2 separate regions of the Homo sapiens genome follow, and region 2 is linked to region 1. Evidence: read pairs that join two places in POLR2A ChIA-PET (ENCODE). Cell type or tissue: A673. All regions are shown on one strand. Each heading gives the region's core, and the rest is flanking DNA. Links, peaks and the distances in the headings are about the cores only.

Evidence for each region. Peaks named below come from ENCODE experiments on the same cell type or tissue, not always from the same donor. Only the 100,000 strongest peaks of a DNase experiment are listed, where the experiment ranks them.
Region 2: POLR2A ChIA-PET joins it to region 1 with 5 read pairs; 4 of 35 experiments call an interaction of 5 or more read pairs at or near these places.

The regions. Positions count from the first base shown.
Region 1 is chr5:88,566,469-88,574,592 of GRCh38, reverse strand. All of the region lies in intron 2 of MIR9-2HG (MIR9-2 host gene), which reads left to right. Among named protein-coding and RNA genes, the nearest start is that of MIR9-2, 96 kb to the left of the region's middle. In A673, for the core only: no CTCF peak of the experiment used is centred there; no DNase peak of the experiment used is centred there.
Region 2 is chr5:88,663,106-88,671,229 of GRCh38, reverse strand. MIR9-2HG (MIR9-2 host gene) reads left to right here. Exons shown (of 4, transcript NR_152235.1): 2 at 145-194. MIR9-2 (microRNA 9-2) reads left to right here and starts at 4,291; the gene lies at 4,291-4,377. RefSeq lists enhancers at 5,937-6,759, 6,760-7,583. In A673, for the core only: no CTCF peak of the experiment used is centred there; a DNase peak (open chromatin) is centred at 3,829; H3K4me3 peaks cover 2,772 bases; H3K27ac peaks cover 1,857 bases.

The DNA.
Region 1 (8,124 bases), core at 1,131-6,130:
ACTTTTAATTTTATCACAAATAGATTTTAATCAGATTTAAACATGTACAAGAGCCTCGTTTCACTTTGATACATGTGTATCTGATTCCCATGGAAGTTACTGGGGGTTATGAATGCATACAGAGGGGAGAGTACACCCATAGCCTCCAAAACAAATTTAGAAAAATTTAAAATGCCCTGGAGTAATAAAGAGCTAGTCTGAGGGTTCAAAAAGAGGGTAAATACATGTTTTAAAGATGATTTTCGTAAAAACTCTTGTGGCTTTTTTGAAGCCCAAGGGAGGGATAGATGGGTGTGAATAGAAAAAAAGAATAAACTAGCAATTATGCCTAGGGTAAAAGTGTAAATTACAGTTTACCTTGGCAGAAAGCATGTGCATGGTAACATTTTTTAATGAGTGCTATTTGTAGTTCCAAGAGCTATGTAATCATTGTTTACTCCTTAGAATGCCCTTGTGAGGTTTGCATTACCTACCAATCAGCCTCATGTGACAATGACATGGAGACACGTTTATCATTCTGTTTTCAGGAACTAATATTTTAAGTGATCTACCAAGCTACCATCAATATGCCCTGTGCAAATGAGGAAACCTCAAGTTAAGGGGGGTTAGGAACTTTCCTCAATTACTTGAGAGACAGCATTTGGGTTGGGTTTGGTTAGGAATCATTCTCTTGCAGTATCTAAGAGACATGGAACACATTTGTTGCCATATATCATGCCTGCCTCCCCATTTTTCCACCCATTCCCTTCTTTCCCACAGTCAGACTTGTTATTAGTTATCAAGGTGCTAGGAAAATACATGCTTAGAACTGAAGTCTTGAATGCTATTTAAATGTTGGCCATCTTACCCTCTCCTTAAAAAGCATTAACAAATATTAACTCAACTGGTGAAACCAAGTAAAAATTTTTATCTTTACTACACTGAGGCACCATAACAAAAGTAACCTAATGCCATCACCAGTTGGGTGATATAATATACTACCTATGTGACTTGGCATTATGCCGTTCAATAAAGACCATAGAAGTAAAATCACAACACCTGGCTTCTAATTGAGTGCTTCTCAACTCCGGCTGCCTAGTAGAAATATCTGGTGAGCTTTCAAAACATACAGATGCCAGAGATACCCTCTTTCCCCAAAAGTCTAATTTACTTGTTTTGGGGGGAGGATCAGGCATCAGTATTTTCACAAACTTTTCAGATGAGTCCACTGTTCTACTTTCCATTTTAAAACTTCTAATTTTTGTGAATTCCTTTTAAGAACTCACACTCTCTTAAGCTTCTATTCTTGCATCTCTGAAATTGGGATAATATATACCTAGTCTGTCTCACACCATCTTGAAAATCAAATGGAGACTTGATTTTAAAACCTGTGAAAACTGTGACATGATGTACAAACATGAGATATGCTTGTGATGGTCAGGTTAGCTTTCTTATAATTTAAAATAGTAAAATTTGAAGGAAACTTCTTGGGAAGAAATCTCCAGTTTTCCTTCATTTTCCACAGTGGTTTTTTGATACAACTTCAGTCTATTTTAACTCAAGTATATATTGTGCACTTGGTGTGCAAAATGTATGCTAATGGATATTTGCCAACTCAATGGTTAGAATAGATAGTAGAAAGTGGGGTGTGTGTGTGTGTGTGTGTGTGTGTGTGTATAAAAGTTTGTCCATATAGATATCTGGGAAAACTCTAGATAGATTTAAAGAAAAGATACTGAGTAACAGCTATAAAAAGGTGATTGGCCAAAACATATCAGAGTTTATTCATTCACCCAAGAAATACTATTTTGAGGGTATGCCAGGCCTTCTGCCAAGACATAGAAATAGATTACATTGTCAATGTCCTCAAAGAATCTCCATAGACAATTTATAATGACAGACAAATAAGCCAATGCTTATAGTACAGAGACATGCAGGCTGCAGTTGAAGGTCTTTCAGTATCATGAAGAAGTCTGCAGGAGAGAAGTGAAGAGCCCAGGAATGTGGTCAGGTAAGGCTTACAAGAAGGCATAAAGTGTGAATGAACTGAGTCTTGAGGGACACCTGGAAAGAGGTCAGACTGAGGAAGGGGATGGGTCTTCCAGGCAAAAAACAAAAACAAAAACAAAAACAAAGCAGAAGTGCTAGAAAAGAAACGACAGAATGTGGCCCATTCAGGAAAGTGTATGAAGCACATGTAACAGTATGTTTGGGAATTGCTAGTGGATGAGGGAAGAGAGAGGTAGCCAGTGGCCAAACACAAATGGATTTAGAATTTATTCTGAAGGCCATGAAGATACATTTTATGTTATATAGGGGAGTAGCAGATTGGCTTGCTTTCGGTAAATTCAATCCCATAACCATAATGGAGGAAGGAAGATGGACTAGGTGAGAGATCCAACAGCTCACCACTGATGTAGTGTAGGCCAAAAATGAGAAAAGACTGAACAAAGACAGCGGCAGAAAGGAGTTGTTGACTATTTAGAGCCATTTAGGAGAGTTGAATCAATAAAATTAAGTGTCAGATTAATAATAATCACAAACTTTTTCTGAATAAAACCAACACATGGAAAACAGGATGTTAGAATGGGACTGTGGTAGGCTGAATAATGGCCCCCAAGATATCTATGTTCCAATTCCTGGAACCTGTGAATATATGACCTTAATATGCTAAAAGGGACTTTGCAAATGTGATACATTAATTATCCTGAGATGGAGACAGGCCCCTGGATTATCTGGTGCATCCAATGTAATCATAAGTGTCCTTATAAGAGAGCAACAAGAGGATCAGAGTCATTGGTAGTTGTGACAATGGAAGCAAGAAGTTGAATTGATTTGAGGAAAGGATCCAAGCTAAGGAATGTGGGTGGCTTCTAGAAGCTGAAAAAGGTAAAAGGTAGGAAGACAGATTCTACCTTTATTCAAAACCATCAGAAAGAAAACACTCTTACCAATATTGTGTCATTTTCCTCTAGCATCAGTAGTGAGATGTCATTCTCATTCATATTTATTTTAAACTTCTATTCTTTCATACTGGAAGTTTTTACAAAACTATCTGGAAATCTTGGTGTTCAGAAATTTTGGAAGGAATATACAGTTATAGGTCTTTTTAAAATTCATTCTGCTTATCATGTTGTGGTACATTTGATCTAGAGATGACCCTTCTCCACCTATGGATATTTTGTTCTACTTGTTTCTTGATTATTTCTCTTCCTTTCTTTAAAAAATCATTTTCAGACTTAGTTGTATGAATATTAGACCTCCTAGAGTAACTCTGTATCTCTTAAGTTTTTCTTGTATTTATGATCTATTTTTCTATTGTACTTTTTGTGATATATTCTCAACTTGGTTCTGTTTTTTAAATTAAATTCTTTATTTCAAATATTATATTGTAAATTTCCAGTACCTCTTTATTTTTCTTCTCATCTTTTCCATAGTTGCATGTTTTTGTTTTATACATGTGTAAACTCAATCTCCCTGAAGTTTTTTTTAATCTTTTTTTTTCTATTTACTAAATATTGTCTTGTTCCAGATTGGCATGCAGGAGGTTTATTAGGAAGTATCCTTGGGATCAACACCTGAGGAAGTGAAGAGAAGAAAAGGATTCAGGACTGAGCAGAGGGAAAAGTTGAGCTCCAATGCAATCTCAGTGGAGTTTTCATCCAAGCTTTGGGGAGTTCTGAAGCTGGGATTGTGAAGCAGGTTCGCTGTGCTCTGATTACCAACTTTTCTAAGTCTGGTGAGAGAGAGCATACTCATGTGCAGAAAGTTACATGAAGCAAGTTTATTACTTACAGATAGGCAGCAAGGGACAACAGAAGCCTAGGGTTCATTATGAATTGGTCCCCCAAGGCTCAAAAAGCTACTTGGGGTGCATGGAGATCCCCTGCACGCCCCACTTGCATCACAGCTCAGGGACCCTGGGAAGCAGCCTACCCTAAGTCTCAGGGCCACATGATCACTGGGCTAAAGTGTTGAAGGTCATCCTGTTCTAGTGGGAGATTGGGACAGAGCCCAGGCTGTTCTTGCCAGCTTCTCTCCACACCCATCTCAGGATGCTGCATTCCCAGCACATTCTATAGTTATTCTTAAGCAAGAAATAGGGGAGAACAGAGCCAATCCACAGCCACCTAGAGAACTATCCTGCAGGGATGACTCTTCAGTGTTTCTCCACATTGGGATAAGGAGGCTAGGACTTTATATATCCATGCTTCCCAGTCACTGGATATGGTAGCCATCAGGAAGGAGTATGATCTTGGGTGAGGTGGCTGTCTTCAGCCAATGCAATCCCTTATGGCTTTCTGGGGGCAGCTCTCCCAGCAACTGGAGAATAAATCATTTGTTTCTGAAGAGGGATCTGTGTGGTTTATCTCAGCATCCATCACATCTCTGCTTTTTGTTTTTTAAGGTTTGTTAGATTCTACTTGTTCCGCTTTTTTTCTCTCTTTGATACTATCATTTTTTCTTCAAATGTTTGGTGAGTTTAGGTTTTTATTTACATGTATGCCTGTCTAGGGAGTTAACATGACTAACTCCCTATCTGTTTGCCCTAATAAGGCTTTTCCTTGAGTAGAGGGACTAGCAGAGCTCTCTGTGTGTGGTTGGGCGCACAGACTGGCAGGACTCACTTTCAGATGCTCAGCTGGGGAAGTATCTGGCATTTCCAAATGCTAGAATGTGGACAGCCTTATTTTGGGGTGCTACTATCTCTGTTAGTTATCCCAGATGATTTTAACATCTCTTTGGAAGTTAATTATCTGATTTAAATATGGAATGTGGGGCAAACGCTAATTCTGTATGCCACATCAATCTGTGTGGGAGTGGCAGGAATGTGGTTCCTGAACAAAGAGCTGTCCATATTCCAATATTGCCCAAACTTGTTTGCCATAAAAATCACATGGGACTCTTGCTAAAAATCCAACTTCCTGGGTTATATTGCCAGACTCACTGAACGAGAGTCTTCAGGGATAAGTTCAGAGATTCTCTCTGTTTAACAAGAACCCCATGTTAATCTTATGATCAGCTGAGGTTTGTAACACTGCCTGTGGACAGTCTTTCAATCAATCACCTTCCTTATCCATCCCCAATCTTTGTACCTGTTCCTTTGGAGTCTCTCTGTGGCTTCATGGTCAGGAACAGTGCTTTTCTTTCTGTTAGAGCTTTTTCCTATGTTTGTTTGAAATGGAGGCTCCTACTTTTGTTTGCCTATTAATATGATAGTTTCTACCTGCTACTCATGTTACAGAACGTCATCAGGCTCTCTGGTCTTCCTGTTCTCAGAACAGTTATAAATATATTCCCTTTTGTACTTCTTTTTCAATGAGATGAGTTTTTAGAAAAGGGGGAAGGTAAACATGTACACTCAAAATACCCTCTTGAATCAAATCTCAATAATCACACTTTGGAAAAATCTCCTGAGCTAGGCTATTGCTAATGTGCAGTATAACAGATTGGATACGGGGATAAGGGAGGTAGGGCAGCTTTGGATAATCCTCAACAGTCTGGCTTTAGAAATTGGGCAATTTTTTTTATTATCATACTTCAAGTTTTAGGGTACCTATGCACAATGTGCAGGTTTGTTACATATGTATACATGTGCCATGTTGGTGTGCTGCACCCATTAACTCGTCATTTACATTAGGTATATCTCCTAATGCTATCCCTCCCCCTTCTGCCGACCCACAACAGGCCCCAGTGTGTGATGTTCCCCACCCTGTGTCCAAGTGTTCTCATTGTTCAATTCCCACCTATGAGTGAGAACATGCAGTGTTTGGTTTTCTGTTCTTGCGATAGTTTGCTCAGAATGATGGTTTCCAGCTTCATCCATGTCCCTACAAAGGACATGAACTCACGATTTTTTATGGCTGCATAGCATTCCATGGTGTGTATGTGCCACATTTTCTTAATCCAGTCTATCATTGATGGACATTTGGGTTGGTTCCAAGTCTTTGCTATTGTGAATAGTGCCACAATAAACATACATGTGCATGTGTCTTTATAGCATCATGATTTATACTCCTTTGGGTATATACCCAGAAATGGTATGGCTGGGTCAAATGGTATTTCTAGTTCTAGATCCCTGAGGAATCGCCACACTGTCTTCCACAATGGTTGAACTAGTTTACAGTCCCACCAACAGTGTAAGTGTTCCTATTTCTCCACATCCTCTCCAGCACCTGTTGTTTCCTGACTTTTTAATGATCACCATTCTAACTGGTGTGAGATGGCATCTCATTGTGATTTTGATTTGCATTTCTCTGATGGCCAGTGATGATGAGCATTTTTTCATGCGTCTGTTGGCTGCATAAATGTCTTCTTTTGAAAAGTGTCTGTTCACATCCTTCGCCCGAAATTGGGCAAATTTTTATGTATTTTACTGAAAAGAACAGAGAGGGGAAGGAACCATTTTGATGGGGAAAGATAAGGAGTTTCATTTTTCACAAGTCCAGTTTGATATGAAGGCTTAGGGAAGAGGTCTGATCTGGAAGCCTATCTCTGTGAGTTGTTCATTCATCCATTTATCAATTTACGTAAGTAAAGCACCTATTAATGAGGCATATATTAAATGCCACAACATGGAACTGGAAATACCTTATAGGGGATAGAAACAAATAACTAAGCAAGTGCAATAAAATGTGATACATGTAATGCTAGGGGAGGATCAGAGTGCTATGAGAATTCATAGGAGAGACACCAAACCTAGACCTGGTGATCTGGGAGGGCTCTGACATCTAGGCTGAGACTTACAAGATGAACTGGATGAGTCTGGTAAAGGAGCCTACAGAGGAAAGTTATTTCAGAAAGAATGAAGAGTCAGTAGGGAAGCTGAGAGCCAAAACAGAATACTGAAAAATTTCTGTACAACTTGTTTTTAGTAGAAAGGAAGGCAAGAGAGGAGGCTGGAAAGAAAAGCAAGGATGAGGTGATGTAGGATCTTATACAATGGGAAGTCACTGGAGAGTTTAAAATAATCATCCTAAACATGGATTTGATTTGAAATCTTGGCAATGGATGATATCACCCAGTGGTTCTCTATCTTTGGTCTGCATTAGAATCACCAAGAAGCTTGTTAAAAAAGGAACCTACTATGTGTAACATTGCATAAAGCCCTTTACATATGTTATCTTTTAAACCTCACCATCTCAGCAAGCGGGTGCTGTTTATTTTCCTAGGGTCACAAAGCTATTAAATACCAAAACTGAAATATGAACCCAAGCAATCTGGCTGTAAAGTCTCTCCCCTTTGTCCTGTACCATGTTGCCTCAAATACAAGCATTATATAAAATAGACCCCTGCATTTCACAGAGAACATATAACGAGGCCTTTGAGAATTCTCAGGTTCACAATGCCACCACAGAAAACAATTTTGTCTCTCCCATACCTGGAGATTTTAACTCAGGAGAGTGGAAATGGGCCTAGGAGTCTGAATTTTAACAAGCATTAAAGATGTTGTTTTGTTGCAGATGGTCCCCTGACCCTGCTTGGAGTAACTTGAGAATAGAGAAGAGGTTGAGGACGAAAACTTAGGGCAGAATAATCCATGAAAATGAGAAGAAATAGCTGAACAAGTAGGAGGTAAACTTTAAGAATATTACTGTGGAATAGGAGATAATTAGAAGAAAGATCAATAATATGATATGCAACAGGCAAGATAAATTAGATCAGAACTAGAAAGTGCCCACAGGGCATGGTTATCAGTTCACTGGTAAGACTGAGAACTTTCCCTCCATAATTCCCACTTAAGAAGACTTACTACTTCTTGTTCTTGGTACTTCATGGAACTATGCTTAGAGATATTTACATTGTCCTCATATTTCTCCCTGTCTCATAGAAATAGTTAAAAAATGGATTTTGGCAAGGTCAATTTGGTCAGGTGTGGTGGCTCACTCCTGTAATCCCACCCACTTTGGGAGGCCGAGATGGGTGGATCACTTGAGGTCAGGAATTTGAGACCAGCCTGGCCAGCATGGTGAAACCCCGTCTCTACTAAAAATACAAAAATTAGCTGGGTGTGGTATGCACACCTGTAGTGCCAGCTACTCGGGAGGCTGAGGCAGGAGAATTGCTTGAACCTGGGAGGCAGAAGTTGCAATGAGCCGAGATCAGACCACTGCACTCCAGCCTGAGTGACAGAGTGAGACTCCC
Region 2 (8,124 bases), core at 1,105-6,104, 97 kb before region 1:
ACATTGTACTGGGGTTTTATGGAATCTCTGGCATTTTAAGGAATCATGTTAATAGCAATATTTTAAATGAAGCAATATCTATATGACTTCATATGTATACATATATATAAACTGTGATCATTTGTTTTCTTGACTATTTTTCAGATGAGACTGCAAAGAAGCATAAAATGAATAGACAATCCAACCAACCAAAGGTAATTTTAAAATTTACATTTGATAAAATCCAAGTGATGTACAAAATAGAGTATTATTTACTAGGCGGTAGGCATGCAGTGGGTTGCATATCTCCTAATTCATGCTCTAAGTTTCTATATGTGCAGCCTTCTCCTCTACAGGGAGCCTTTGTATATTATATATCAAGCATAATACAAATATAACCTGTAACTGCCTATAAAAAAGAAATTCAAGATACAGAGTAAATAATAGAATACTTTTGTTAGAAAGTAAGCCAGTCAGGTACCTTGCCTGAACTATACAAATCACTGTAAATTAAATGGCTTTTATGTAGAAAATGGTAGTCTTGACTGTACTAGTGCACTGTGGTTTACATGCATTTGAATCATACAAACCAAATATTAAAAGGGGATTTCAGTGATAGGCCAGTTCTTCATGTGCTTTGCAGTAATCTGAATAGGATTCAGAGGTGTTCTAAATATGGTGACAAACCTAATGTATTTGAATTTATGAAATAGCATAATTCTGATCCAAATAATGTGGAAAACGTAACTTTTCACTTTTAACTGAAATAGAGATTGTCTACTCCCAGGTAAACCAGAATGTTTCAATTCATGTTTCAGCCATCTGGAGATCTATAAAAAGATTAGAAAACAAGCATGACAATCACGTCCTAATCTACTGGCCATTAATGGGAATTTATTAGTGAATGAGCAGGCAAACCATTTAAATTCAGTATATCCTTCAGAATGCAGATTTCAAAACTGGTATTCTGCTCAGCTTAATAGCTATTTGAAAGCAAAAATATCTGATATAACATGTAGGTGTTAATAGTTGCTCTTAATATGTGACAGACATTGCTAGGAATCTTTAGGGCTACACAATTGTTTCAACTTGTCTCACATCCTATATAATAATACAGTCTTTGAAATATGTATAAACCATCATATAAACCTTGGCAATATTCAAAATAATCAGATGCTCTGTGTTAAGCCTTACTGTGTAGTTTTTATTTCTGCATATCCTGAGAGATGGTGGAGAGTAAAATATTTAGTTGGCTATCTGGCTAATGAACAGACTGCTCATAATCCTAATGTTGGTTCCTTTCACTTATTGGGACTCCCATGATGAGTCTATGTTATATATGCCAGACATGGGGACCAGGCCCGGAGTCCAGTTGATATGACTATGTGGCATTGCCCTAGAAGATGCTGTTTTAAGACAGTATCTTCTATAGCTTTTAATTGTAAAAGCATCTCAAATGTTCAGTGTCTTGGCTTTCATGATGGATACTTTGGTTCTAAAAATGCATTTAGTTGCTAAGTGTGGAAATATAGCCATGTTACTTTGCAAATTCACACAGATATGGGGGTGATAAACATGCACAGACAAATGCATGACATCTCTTTGCTTCCACCAGCCCCCACCCAAGTATATATAAAGCAAAAAGATATTCTAAAAATACCTGTCATCTGACCACATGCTTGCTTTATGTAATACATGCCAAATCACTAATGATTCTGCATCTGTGTCTTGGAAAGCAAGGCCACAATACTCTCACTCTTCCAAGGCGGCAGAGCTCATTAGTGTTTTATGTAATGTCTAAGGTGGAATGTGCCTCAGTGATGTGTTACATTTTTATTTAGTAGTGTATGTTGTGACCAGCTAGTTCGAGAAGGAACAGTAACTTCATGGAGGTGTGTTTCTCTGAGTTAGTTTTTGGTTTGCTTGTGCATTTTATGTATAACCCAATGCAGCCATTTCTGATTGTACCTCTTGTACCATAATTTGGTAAGAAAAATAGATGAACAATTTCAACAGCTTAGTCTTTTCTAAATAATCAGTACTGGAATGTTCACCAAAAAAAGTAAATAAATAAAAAATCTAGGGAAAAGTTGGCATCTATGTTACTAAATCATATCTTTAATTGGTGTAATATTGTAGTTTAAACTCTTGATTATAAGCTTTTCCTAACTATTCTGATTTTCTTGCTAGTCTTTTTTATAGGGTTTACATATATGTGCTCTGTATATAATTCAGTAAGCATGTTCACATTCATGTCATAAATGAATAAGTCACTGAATTAATGAAAGAGTGTATGTTAATTCCAAAAGTGTTTTAGTTGTTGGGGAAAATAATCTATAGAATTGAGAGTATTGTGATAAAGTAGTCATGTGTGCAATGAATATTAAGATTACTCTAATAGCATATATTTTAAAGAATAGCAATATGACCAAACATAACTTGAAATTTTGAAAAGCAGTTCATAAGGTTCACCCTTGGTAAATATGAATTTAATGTAGACTATCTTAGATGTTCTGTTGAGGGACATTTGAATATTACAACTGCATGTATTATAGATGAGTTAGACATAGATTACTCATTACTAAGGAGAGAGAAGAAGAAAAGGACTCTTTGAAGTGATCATATTCACACTTTGAAAAGTTCTAAGAAAAGGAATGAGGCTAATTAATTAATAAAACAACATTCCCCTCTAGATAGAAGAAAGGTGGGGGTTGGAGAAGGGGAAGGTAGGGCAGAGTTATGCTCTTAACATCCAGGTGTTTTATATGTGTTCTTCACGAGGTAACAACGTTTTTTTTCATAGTTTCAGAAGCAAGACTATTACATTATCCTTTTGTATGAAAATTGATGTTTAAAACAATAGACAAAGGCTCAGGATTTTCATTACAGCAGAGTTGTGTACAGCATTAGAAACTATTGCTGCAAGGTTTACCTGTGCTGCATTCTAACGCACACACCCTACATATGTAGTCATTTTTTAAAAACCACGATGAAGTCCGCTTGCTTAGAGCATTCAGTTCGAACTTACAGAACAAAATATGCTGCCCTATCGCCATGGTACATAGATACAAAACATGACTGAGCTGTGAAGCCATTAAAAACACACCACCAGAGCAAATTGTCAATGTAATCACACATCGACTCACTGCGTAATACAGATCTGATTCCCAGCCCCAGAAAACGAGGCCCTGCTTTAAGCAATAGCAAAGTGCCTTCCATCTGTCTGCCTATGCAATCTGCCAGAAGAAAAATGCAGGCAAAGACGTTCCCCAGATCTGAAATGCTTTTATCTGTCCTTAGAGAGAGATTTCTTCCAGTCTTTGGATACTAGAACGATCTACACTAGCACGGAGGAGGTAAAAGGCCGCGGGTTGCTTTTCCAGGAGCAGTCGGTAGTGCTAGCGGAAGAGATGTTGATTGAGAAAATAGGGATTGTTGCAATGCTGCCGCTACTGCTGCTGTCGCTGCCGCTGCTCGGGCAGCAGGCGTGGGGCAGTTGGCTGATCACTGATGCATATCAATAACCATGTACTTGAGATTTCTCATGACATCATCATTACCTTGGTCTCCCGCGGTCTCGAACCTTTGACCTTGCCGGGCTGGTCCACAATTTGGCAGTGAAAGCCCCTCCAATGATGGCCCTTTTCTCCTTCTTTCAGACCGGGGGCAGCAGCAGGCCAGCAAGACGGCATCTTCTCCTTCCCAGCCTAGAAGCCCTGTGAAATCGAGGATCTTCCCCCTAAAACACATACACACAAGATATGTGCAATCAAGCTGCCACCGCTTGGTAAAAAGCCATGGTGCCTAACCAAAAAGGATCAGGAACAGATCCTTGAATCAGCTGTCACTTCTATAGAATGGGATTTTTTTTTCCTTCCTCCTTAACCTGCGCTGGAAATTGCCGTTGGCTTTATACATCTCTATAGAGAGAGGCTAAAGAGTCTTGCGTGAGAAAGAAGCAATTTACAATGCAAATAGAGGCCTGTGAAGGGACGGATGCTGCTGCTCACTCGTAACAGCTTGCTGCACCTTAATAGCTGGTTTTATTTTCTGATATTAATAGATGAATTGTTGGCTAACGCTGCCGGAGATTACTTGCTGAAAGGAAAAAGAAAAGTTCGGAATAAACTCTGAAGGCAACAGATCTCGTTTGGATGTTTTAGCCGCGCACACACACAAACAGAAACCAGGTCATATTTACATAAAAGGAGGAATCTTAAGCGCGGCAAGTATCCTGGACGACCACTCTTCGGTACTGCCAGAAAGGATCAGGACCTGGAGTCTGGCAAGAGGAAGACAGAGGCCTGTGTGGGAAGCGAGTTGTTATCTTTGGTTATCTAGCTGTATGAGTGTATTGGTCTTCATAAAGCTAGATAACCGAAAGTAAAAACTCCTTCAAGATCGCCGGGGAGCGTGTGAGAATGAAAGACTACAGCCGAGAGACAGTAAAAACCAGAAAGGTCAGGAATACTTATTGAATCTAACTTTGTTTTTGTTTTGTTTTTTTCCTTATGATTAAAGGTGGGATGAGAGAAAATTAAATGACACACACATGCTAAAATATCAAGGTTCCAGATATGTCTTGAGAGGGGTTGTTGCAGCTGCAAAGGAGAAGTGTATAGTGATAATGAGTAAAGATGCATGTGCAGTTTGTTCTATTTTAAGGCAAAAGTTATATCAGGGATTTTTTTCTTAGAAAGGTGTTGCAGAGATGTCTGGTACCTAGTTTAAAAATGATTCCATAATATGTAGACTTGGGCAGTTCCTTTGGGAGGCACCTCCCTCTCAAAATTTGAAGATTGTGCTTGGAAATTACTTTACATGTATTTGGGCTGTATGTCAATTTGTACGAAATTAGACTTTCAGAAAAGTTTATACTGGAAGGTTAATAATTTGTATCTACTGAGGACTTAGAGCTAGCAGGCAAAATGAAAAAAAAAAAAAAAAAAGCAAGGGCTGATTTTTATTCTTCTATTCAAAATACAAGGACAGATGCTTCTCTGTTCCAAGAGGGTTTCCTTGAGGAAGCTACTGAAGCAGAAAGACATGATGGAGACGAGATCGCCTCCCCTCTTGTCAAAGTGTTAAAAAAATGTTCTGTCTTACTCTGCGCCTAGCATTGGAAATGAAAGTGACATTTACGCCACAACCCACGTGTGCGCCTCCTCTCTTTTTGTTTAAGGATGATCAGGTCTATCCAGGAAACAGCTCTGGCATCCCAAACTGAAATAATTAGGACGTATATAGACCTGACAAAAATGGAAAGGGGGTGGGGAATCTGAGGGTCTGTCTTGCCTAATTGATTCCGCTAAACGGAATGCAGGAGATGTGAACGGCAGGACGCTCCGATTCCCACGCTCGGGGGCAAGTGATAAAGCGGGGCCGGGCAGCCTATGACAGACAGCCCTGTTGGGGGGTGGGGGTATGAAAAAAACATCAAGTGCACACACCATACTCATCTCCATCGCTTAAGAAAGTAAAGGCATTTCCCACCCACAGCCATCTGCAGCTTCCCAAATGGCAGCACCAACTGGTCTGTAGCTGCTACATAGTCTGCTTCTGTTAATTTTTTAACCACTGTTTAATCTGGCCATAATTAAGTTTGGCTTTCTTCGTTGTTTGAGATTTTCAGAATTCAAGGCAAGCTAGTAGAAAGCAATTCCAAGAAAGTCCCATGACTGCCTGCCCCTAATGTCAAAATCTCAGTCCATGAGATTATGGCCTTGTGACCACATTTTTGCTTTTGTTTTGGGTGGGCAAATGTGTATAGAGATAAAATACATATCTCTATATAACAGTCGTTATTATAATTTCATGAGGCTTTTTACCTCTTAACATGATACATCTAGGAACTTGGTCTAATTGTGCTAGTAGATATACACTAGAAGTAAAACTATAAAGTCATTAGCCTGTAGAAAGTTGATTATGATAACAATATGATAAAAAGTTTGTTTTGGAATAGTCTCAGCTAGATGGGTCTAAATAGCCATTTTAATGTAATCTAAAAATAACACTATGCCTAGCAGAAACTTTGGCGCTTTGGAGGTCCCCATTGTCGCCTTTTCATAAAAGTCCTTAAGTTTTCCATATGTCACCAAGCAAACATTTGTATAGGCATTTACACAGAAATATAACCATTGCAATTAGAAAATATCCAAAATAGCCTGTTATCTTCCACGTGGCCTAGATTATTGACAATCCCAAATATACAATTTTTCTTTAAAAGTAGTACAATTTCCTTTGTAGCTTCAATTCCTTATATGACTTCAGACTGGAGAAGCCTGTTAAACCACTGTTAGTTTCAGTTAGAAAGTCTGAGAGACTTTATACATAAATTCTCAATTTGGCTGCTGTACACGTGCCAGAGTTTTACTACTGTAGTGACCGTTGAGAAGACCCTTGTTTATTTACATTTGAAGCACTGTTTGTGCAAACAACCTTTCATTGTTAAGTGCCTGTATTCCTTTCATTTACTTCATGTCCAGGGGTGCTATTTACCTAGAACCATTGTCTACTACAATTAACATTTACATTACAAAGTGTGTGGTTTTCTTTTTCAAGGAGGTTCAATTAAGGCAATAAGATGTTTGCTGGAGAAACCTATTGTTTACTGAAAGCACTCAATGAAGTCAAATTACTGAAGCTTTTGCCTACATCTTGGTCTTTTATGTAAATATGTTAAATATAACATCTAAGGAAAATAAACAATATTATAATTATGTGTTTGCCATTGTCATATCAAACTTGCTTTGTATCATACTAATGTTACATAACTTATCGATCAATAAAAATACATTTCAATGTTATTATTTTCATTTTATTTTTTGCTGTTCCACTGCCCTTGGTGCAACATGTCCCAATTTTTCTTTTTTCTATTACACATCAAACTTCTGACATTTTGTTTTATTTGTGTGTGTTGAAGAGAGGTACTGTATCTGAGCATAGGTTTGAAGGGTGTTGGAAATAATCTGTACATTGACCTTATAATAAGGTGATATTTCTTTGAAACCCGTAATATTCCAAAGGCATGTACATTTAAGTCAAAAGAAGTGTAAATATCAGTTAAGTAGTTCTTTGAAACCTAGTTTTAACATTGGCAGAAACCGGATCAAGTTTATTTAGCATACCACTGCATTGTAAAACAGTTGGAGTGAAGTTGCAGGTTGCGTGAGTATGCATGTTAACTAGTGGGAACCAAGTGCAGTCTTTGTGAAAGGGGAGCAGCAGATTGCTGTGCAAGGCCAATGTTAAAAAGGCAGCTGAATTTAACACCATCTGGAAGAAAAGATCCCTTCACGACTTTCTCACACCGTCAGACAAAACTAGTGTCTCTTGTTCCGAGCCCTTGTCTATGCAACCATACAATACTGAGTCATTATACTTTTGCTGAGAGAAAATTTGAGAACACAATATGGGTAACCAGTGAATGACCAAGTTTCATTGTGCCCGCTTAAGTCGATTGAAATCTACGTCTAGAGCTATGAATGGTAGTATTGTTTTCCTCACCAGGGCTGTACTAAATGTCAGCACAGTGTAAAGAAAAACTGTAAAGAAAAGTCTGCAAATAACTTACCAAATCTCAATTATAATATTTTCCCACACTAGAACTAATATCATTGCGAGGGGCTACATTGCAGAAAATACAAAAAGAAACGAAAAGAAATAGTTCATTTAGAAGTTATTTTATCCAGACAAACATTTTAATTTTCTGATGGGAACTTCAATTCAGGCTTCAGGCTGGGATGAGAGGTGGAATTCAGTACTGGCGAGTTCAAATTACAAAAATTCTGCTTCTGCAATTAAAATACCATAAAACAAACACCTAGCCCCACCTGAAGTTCTCTATTCTTAAATATAAATGGACTCTATGTGGGTTTTACTACTTTAGTCCTGCATAGAATTGTTAGTGTGAATCTAGCTTAAATTTTGCTTTAAATTATGGCACACTGCTCTTTCAAAGTTTGCCACTGTGATTGACATTGCAAAAGAACATCATTTCCCAAAATATTTAAGAATATTCTGGCACCTCCCTAGGCGGATTCTGGCGTGCCCAGGAATACACTTCCTTTTTATGTTATGCCCCTCCCCCTACTTTCTAACTTTTTCCCCCTCATGATGTGTGTAAATCAGTTATCCTTCGGTTTA